2 separate regions of the Homo sapiens genome follow, and region 2 is linked to region 1. A link is a contact called in ENCODE Hi-C data. All regions are on one chromosome and are shown on one strand. The core of a region is the stretch at or near the end of the contact, and the rest is flanking DNA. Distances in the headings are between cores, read along the strand shown.

Evidence for each region. Hi-C counts contacts between places; a loop is a spot of excess contacts on that map. Pooled maps may share reads with other maps.
Region 2: a pooled map shows a loop between it and region 1 (10-fold over the local background). The contact joins the promoter of MIA3 here to the promoter of EPRS1 in region 1. A Hi-C loop is called at or near these places in 6 of 50 pooled maps.

What each region holds. Positions count from the first base shown.
Region 1 is chr1:220,044,371-220,048,138 of GRCh38, forward strand. It overlaps EPRS1 (glutamyl-prolyl-tRNA synthetase 1), which reads right to left and starts at 2,135. Exons shown (of 32, transcript NM_004446.3): 1 at 1,973-2,135. The coding sequence starts at 2,018. RefSeq lists enhancers at 1,288-1,845, 1,887-2,216, 2,277-2,346.
Region 2 is chr1:222,615,708-222,619,346 of GRCh38, forward strand. It overlaps MIA3 (MIA SH3 domain ER export factor 3), which reads left to right and starts at 2,390. Exons shown (of 28, transcript NM_198551.4): 1 at 2,390-2,536. The coding sequence starts at 2,404. RefSeq lists a cis regulatory region at 800-1,382, silencers at 2,188-2,257, 2,428-2,687 and enhancers at 2,208-3,090, 3,371-3,430.

The DNA of each region.
Region 1 (3,768 bases), core at 885-3,384:
GAGTTCTGTAATACACTACAGAAACAGGCCACCTTCAGGGTGATTTTCTAAGTAACAAAAAATGTATCAGGAGGCTGGGCATGGTGGCTCACACCTGTGGTCCTGGCACTTTGGGAGGCCAAGGCGGGCGGACTGCTTGAGGTCAGGAGTTTGAGACCAGCCTGGCCAACATGGCAAAATGCTGTGTCTACTAAAAAATACAAAAATTAGGCGGGCATGGTGGTGCGCACCTCTAAGCGCAACTACTCGTGTGGCTGAGAACAAGAATTGCTTGATCCTGGGAGGCAGAGGTTGCAATGAGCTCGGTCTCCAAAAAAAAAAAAAAAAAAAAAAAAAAAAAAAACAGTATCAGGAGCTTTAACTATAGTCTCACTTAACTCTGGCAACCAATCCTATCTGGAAGACATTATTCTCCCTTTCTTAAAACAAGGAAACTATGGGAGAAGCTAAATAAGGAACTTGTCAAGGTTTCACAACTAGTAAGTGGCAGCCAGGATTGGACTCAGGTCTGCAGAAACCAAATGTCTTTGCTCTCAATCATGAAGGCACTCTAATGCCTTTCCAGCTCAGGAATCAAACCCATTCCTTTTAGAGTTCATTGATTTGTTGTGCGGTTAGTCCATTACTGCAACCAATATGCCAAAACATTACCATCTTTTAAATGTTTAAAATGGCTATTAAGTTGTGTTTTTGTTCAACAACCTTAAAACATCACCAAAGTTGAGAATATAATGAATAATTTCATCAGCCCCACGTGGTCAACTGTATATAAAGGTATGGGCTTCTTCAACATTAGAAAGTACTGTGTGTGTATTATCATACATATGCATTAACAAATATTAGGTCAGGCTGGGTACTGTGGCTCACGCCTGTAATCCTAGTACTTTGGGAGGCCAAGTCAGGATGGCTTGAGCCCAGGAGTTTGAGACCTGCCTGGGCAACACAGTGAAACGCCATCTTTCCAAAAAAGACACAAACACAAAATTAGCCAGGCATGGTGGCACGCGCCTGTAGTCCCAGCTACTAAGGAGGCTGAGGTGGGAGGATCATCTGAGCCCGGAAGTTCGATGCTGCAGTGAGCCTTGAAAGCGCCACTGCACTCCAGCCTGGACGATAGAGCAAGACCCTGACTCTCAAAAGAAAAAAAAAAATCGGCAAACTACTTAAATTCTTCTGTGTAATTTCCCAAAGTAATGAAAAAGCAGAAATTCTAAGCAATCTACCAACAATAATCTTGGTCATGTCGAAAAAATAATTCCAAACAGAACTTAAGATGTGTCAGTAAGGTGACAGATCCAATGTTTACTCTGAAATTTACTACACATCCACAGGGTGCAGTAAAAGCAACCGCATCAGTCTACAGTGTACCTGGGTGTTTTCCCCAATTACCCTACCACATTTAATTAAAAATAAATGCAGCCTCAGTTGAAATCCTAAATGCTAATATGCTCGTCTGGGTTATTTCTTCTGAACTCGATAAAACGTAAGGAAAATTTGACTCAAGTGAACTGAGGATTTCTCCTGAGAGGAGGGACAGGACAGGAAAGGAGGTAAGAAAAGGAGTTGGGGGAAAAATGCTAAAAGAGAAGCGACGACTATTGGATTTTAAGTTTTAAAATCTTATTTCCACGAGCAACTCTCGCTCTCCGGGGGAAAAAGGGAGAGGTGAGTTGACTGGGAGTTCATCCCTCTGAGAAAAAGATCCGAAGCGGAGTCTCGTGTTGTCTAGCCCGGGCTCACACTGCGCCTCCCTCCATGCCCGGGAAAACCATCTTCAGGAGCAGATGCACCTGCCGGGGACACGGGGCGAGGGGTGCGGAGCCTCCTCCACGTACAATTCTGGGGCGAGGGGCAGGTCCAACATCCCAGATGGTGACCACCACTGCGCAAAGCCGGGGCGCAGCGACCTTCCACGCCCTGCACCCTCCCTGGCTGATGCAACCCACACAGGTCATTGGTCTCGGCCCCTTACCTAGCGGAGGGTCTCCTGAATTCACGGTCAGAGAGAGCGTCGCCATCTCCACCAGTCCGCTGGTCCACCTGTCAGTACGCCTGGCTCGTGCCAGAACTACGGAGGACCCCGCGAAAGGAAGAAGATGCAACGTGTGCGCGTACCCGACGCCGCCGCAGCCTTCGCTCCGCCCCTGCGCCGCAGCTACTGCCGACACCGCGCACGCCGCGGTGCGACATCGTCGCGCGCCGTCTTCGTCCCCGCCCGCAGGTTCCAGAGCCTGCTACCCCTCCTCTTGGCCGCCAGGGTTAGAACGGCCTGCGTGGCCTTTCGTGCTGCGGTGGGAAAGACGCTGAAGTGGACGGGACTTTACGACACTTCGTCAAGTCAGCAGGTCGTAAAACAGCAGGTTGTAAAACCATCTTTAAGATGGGATAGGCGTTTATGTGAAGCACGAAACAAAAGCATGCACTGTCTTTATGTAAAAAGAAAAGTCCTGGAAGCATACACACGATAGCCATGATTACGTTGGGAATGGGAGAAGTTTTTCTCGTTGTTTATTTTATACATTCCCCCCCGTTTTTTTTTTTCCAAAACAAGAACGTATTTTCAAGAGTTATTTGCGTGTTGAAAATAATGGTTAAAGGAAATATAAAAGACTCTTTAAAAATCACTGCAGGCCGGGCGTGGTGGCTCACGCCTGTAATCTCAGCACTTTAGAAGGTGTAGGCGGGCGGATCACCTGAGGTCAGGAGTTCGAGACCAGTCTGGCCAGCATGGTGAAACCCCATCTCTACTAAAAATACAAAAATTAGCCTGGCATGGTGGTGGGCCCCTGTAATCCCAGCTACTTGGGAGGCTGAGGCAGGAGAATCGCTTGAACCTGGGAGGTGGAGGTTGCAGTGAGCCGAGATCGTGCTACTGCATCCAGCCTGGGCGACAGAGTGAGACTCCTTCTCGAAAAGAAAAAAAAAAAAAATCACAGCAGAGGCCGGGCGCGGTGGCTCAGGCCTGTAATCCCAGCACTTTGGGAGGCCGGAGGCGAGCGGATCTCGAGGTCAGGAGTTGGAGACCAGCTTCACCAACATGGTGAAACTGTAGAGACGGGGGTCTCTACTAAAAGTACAAAAATTAGCCGGGAATGGTAGCGCGCACCTTTAATCCTAGCTACTTGGGGAGCTGAGGCAGGAGAATCGCTTGAACCCGGGAGGAGGAGGTTGCGGTGAGCCGAGATCGCGGCACTGCACTCCAGCCTGGGCGACAGACTGAGACCCCGTTTCAAAACAAACAAAAAATCACTGCAGATAGGCGCAGTGGCGCGCTCCTGTAGTCTCAGCTATTAAGAAGGCTGAGGCAGGATCGCCTGAGCCCAGGAAGATGAGGCTGTAGTGGCCTCGCCGTGGACTTGCCTGTGAGTAGCCACTACCCTCCAGCCTGGCCGACACAGGGAGAGACCTGATCTAAAAAACAAAACAAAAAAACCCTCCGATGCCGCCCCCAATCATGGAGTCCACAGGTGTTTTTTTCAGCGTCTCATCTGATTCTCCCTTTCAAATCCTTTGTGACGGACGTGCATGCATGAGCTCCAGAGATACTCCAAGGTGTATACACACATTCGTGTGTGTGAGCTGCACCCATATTTCAAGGGCTGGTGTTAAAGTACGGGGACCCGGGATGGATTCCAAGAACCATCTCAACCACATCCTCGCCTACACTTTTTCTTAACCTCCCCAAGACATCCTTGTTTTCATTAGGGAGGGCCCCTTAGATTACATCTCCCATGAGACTTGAGGCCAGGCGCGGTGGCTCATGCCTGT
Region 2 (3,639 bases), core at 1,140-3,639, 2.6 Mb after region 1:
GGGAGAGGCATGACCACATTTATTTCATAAAACAATTGCTTTAGCTACTATTGAGACTATGACTTTGGAAGGGCAAGAGCAGAAGCAAGAACATGACAAGGCTATTGCAGTTATTCAGGTGAGAGATGGGTGGCCTGGCCTGCACTGCTGGCACTGGAGATGGGGAGAAGTGGTCAGATTCTGAATGTATTTCAAATGTTTATGCTGAGTGAAAGAGTCAGACAAAAAAAGAATGTATACGATATTATTCCATTTATATCAAATTCTAGAAAATGCAAACCAATCTGCAGTGACAGAAGGTTGTCTGAAGACAGCTGGGACAAGGGAGGGAGGGATTATAAAGGATCATGAGAACTCTTTCAGAGGTGATGTTGATGAATATGTTAATTAACTTCATTGTGGTAATGGTCTCATGGGTGTAGACATATGTCAAAAATTATCATTGTACACTTTAAACATGTGCAATTTATTGTAGGTTAATTATACTTCAACAAAGCTATTAAAAAAGACATGGGATTGTCTGATGGATTGGACTTGGGTGTGAGAAAAAAGAGGTCGAGGATGGTTTGTATGTTTTTGGCTTAAGCACCTAGAAGATAGGAATTAAATTGTCATTCCTATTCCTCAAATAGGGAAGACCGAAAGGAGCAGAGTTTGAGAGAAAAAGATAAAGAGTTTGGTTTTCAACATATTGTTAGAGATGCCTATTAGACACATCTAAGATATTAAAACAAATAAATACACAGTAGAAAAGAAATGAAGAATGAACAGAACTACTACTTGGATAGAAAGTGCTTGTCCGTGACCTTACCAAATGTATATTTCTCAAGACAGCATTGGAATTACATTGGCCCAGTAGGAACTCTCACGGCTCCTACAGACAAAAATTTGTGAGCATCTGTTTACCGTTTTTTCCTTATTCGATATAATGGATTGCACAGACAAGCCACATTCTTTCTTCTTGCTTTTAAGTAATACGATTTGTTTGGGAAACCAGCTGCTGGGTTTGTTGTTCAAGGTTGATGAGTAACCTTAGAGATTGCAATGAGAAGCTGCTGGTCACAGACAGATGCCAAGTTCTTCAACCAGGGCTGGAGAGCATTGTAGCCACTCTTCTGGAGAGCATTGTAGCCACTCTTCTCTGGGCTGACCTGCTCATGCAGTCCCCCGCTTTTTTAACTGCACATATAAATCATCCAGTTATAGTATGATTTAAATAAGATTTTGCTTCCCTGCTCAGAAAGAAAGTACAAAAATTGCTTGTTGCTTGATGGAGGCTTTACAGAGCTGTGATTAAAAAGGAGCATACTACCTGGGTTTGAATCTTAGCTCCATCACTCACTAGGTGTTTGAATGCCTTAAGGTAGTCATCTCTGAAATGGGGATCATAATAGGACCTACTACTCTAAGGTGCGATTGTTGTGAAGATTAATCTTAATTCTGGCATGAAATAAGTATAAAATGGAAGCTCATCACACTGTTATTAAATTAATTTACTTTTTTCCTATGGATATAGATCTAGGAATCTCAAGATCTCAGCCCAAGGACCATTACCCATTTCTATCAACGACCAAGCAGGCCACGGGCTCTGATTTATATCCTCAGCCCCCTATTCCACTCACCTCCCCCTTTCTTAATCAAAGAGCACCACGGGATGGTGCCCCCAAGGAAGCCCTGGGAGGCTGAAAAGGAGGGAGCCTGAAACCAGAGACTAACAGTGGCAAATCGCGGGTGGGATTTGGCAGTTCAGAAAAGGAGGTACCATGCCAAGAGTGGGGGTAGCGGGGTGAAGTAGCGGGGTGAAGTGGGGGGCTGGTTCGGGACAGGCCACAAACCAGAAACTGCGAGAAGGCGCCAGAAGGGACCTGTTGAGATGGCGCAGGGTTGGGGGACCCAAGCGCGCGGGGAGGGGTGAACTAAGAATGGAGTCACGCGGAGGTGCTGCGAGGGACTGGGGCAAAGGCAGGTGATTGGGCGAGGGAGTCCTGGTTGCCACGGCAGCGACCAGAGGAGAAGGCTTCGAGGAGAGGAGGAGGCTGCTGTCAGTCCTCCTCCTGGAGGTCTCCCGCATCCCTCCTAGAGCCTCTGCTGACGTGTCAGTCGGAAACTGCTCAGACCTTCGCGGGCGCCGCCCCTCTGCGCTTGTCTTCCCACATGCCCCCGGCGCTCCGCCTGGTCCCTGCCCGCGTCCCTGCCCCCGTCCCTGCCCCCGTCCCTGCCCCCGTCCCCGCCCCGTCCCCGCCCCCGCCCCCGCCCCCGTCCCCGCCCCCGTCCCCGCCCCGTCCCCGCCCCAGCCCCCGCCCCAGCCCCCCCGTCCCCGCCCCGTCCCCGCCCCCGTCCCGCCCCTCTGCGCCCGCCCCGGCCTCCTCCTCCGCGTCACCGGCTCCCCGAGGTGACCACAACATGGCTGCGGCGCCTGGGCTGCTCGTCTGGCTGCTCGTGCTCCGGCTGCCCTGGCGGGTGCCGGGCCAGCTGGACCCCAGCACTGGCCGGCGGTTCTCGGAGCACAAACTCTGCGCGGACGACGAATGCAGCAGTGAGTGCGCTGGAGGGGCGGCTGGCCTCGGGGCGGCTGGCCTTGGGGTCTCCGCCGGCCCCGGGGGTCTCCGCGGCGGCGCCGCCTGGGCTGTGCGGGGACGGGAGTTCCGCAGCCCCTGGCCGGCCCGGGGGTCGCAGGCGGGATGGGCTGAACGCGGGGGTGGGCGCGCTCCGGGTCCCTGTGTCTGCCTTCTCCCGCTCTGCCTGCGCCCGGCCCCTCGGGCCTGACCATGGGGGCTGCACCTCCCACTTGTTGCCAGCGTTTTATTTTTCCTCTGCTGAGGCGGGGGGTTGCTTGCGGTGGTCCCCGGCTTCCCCAATAGTGGCTCACAGCGTCCCCTTCCCACCCCCCCAATCCGCCTGGGCTCGGAGGGTAGATGTGGTTGCGCGCCGCGCGTCTGGGCTCCCCACGCCGCAACCAAAGCTTTCCTGCCCGCGCTGCGGGGACCTCGGTGGGTGCATCACCCCGGCAGATGCGCTAAGGGCTCGGTGGGCGTTTTCCCAGTGGCAGGTTGATGGTGGGGTTTGTTTGGAAAGGCTCCCTGGCGCTGCTCCTTTGCCCTTCTGCTTTATTGGGATTTGGGCTTGTACCGCCTTTTGAACAGGAATTGGGAGTTTAGGTTTGGGACGAGTCTGGAGTCCAAGCACTCATTGTATTCCGAGGTCTCTGCCCCGACTTTGATCAATCCTGTCGTTTCTGTGCTTGGAAGCCGCCTTGCAGACTGCTAGGCAGGACTGCAGGAAGACCAAAATCTTTCGCTCTGCAGAGACCGAGGATCTGCACCGGCCACCTGGGACCGGCAGCCTCCTCTTCTGTGCGCAGGAAGCGGAATTGCTCTCCAGTCTGGGATTGGAGGTGGGCGGTGGAGAGGGCACAGATCTTCAGGCTCAGATGAAGAAGGTTATTACAGGAATGACAGTAAATACTCCAAGGGTCTCATAAGCCAAGCTTGGTTTAGCCTTAGCCGCTTGCGTGTTGAAACCTCTTCCCTCTATGTTCGCCGGACCAGGATCATTTTAGGGCCTCCCAGACCGTCTCAACCTTGTAACTTACTGATAGCCACTGCAGAAACGGTTTTTCATACACTGTTAAGCAATGCC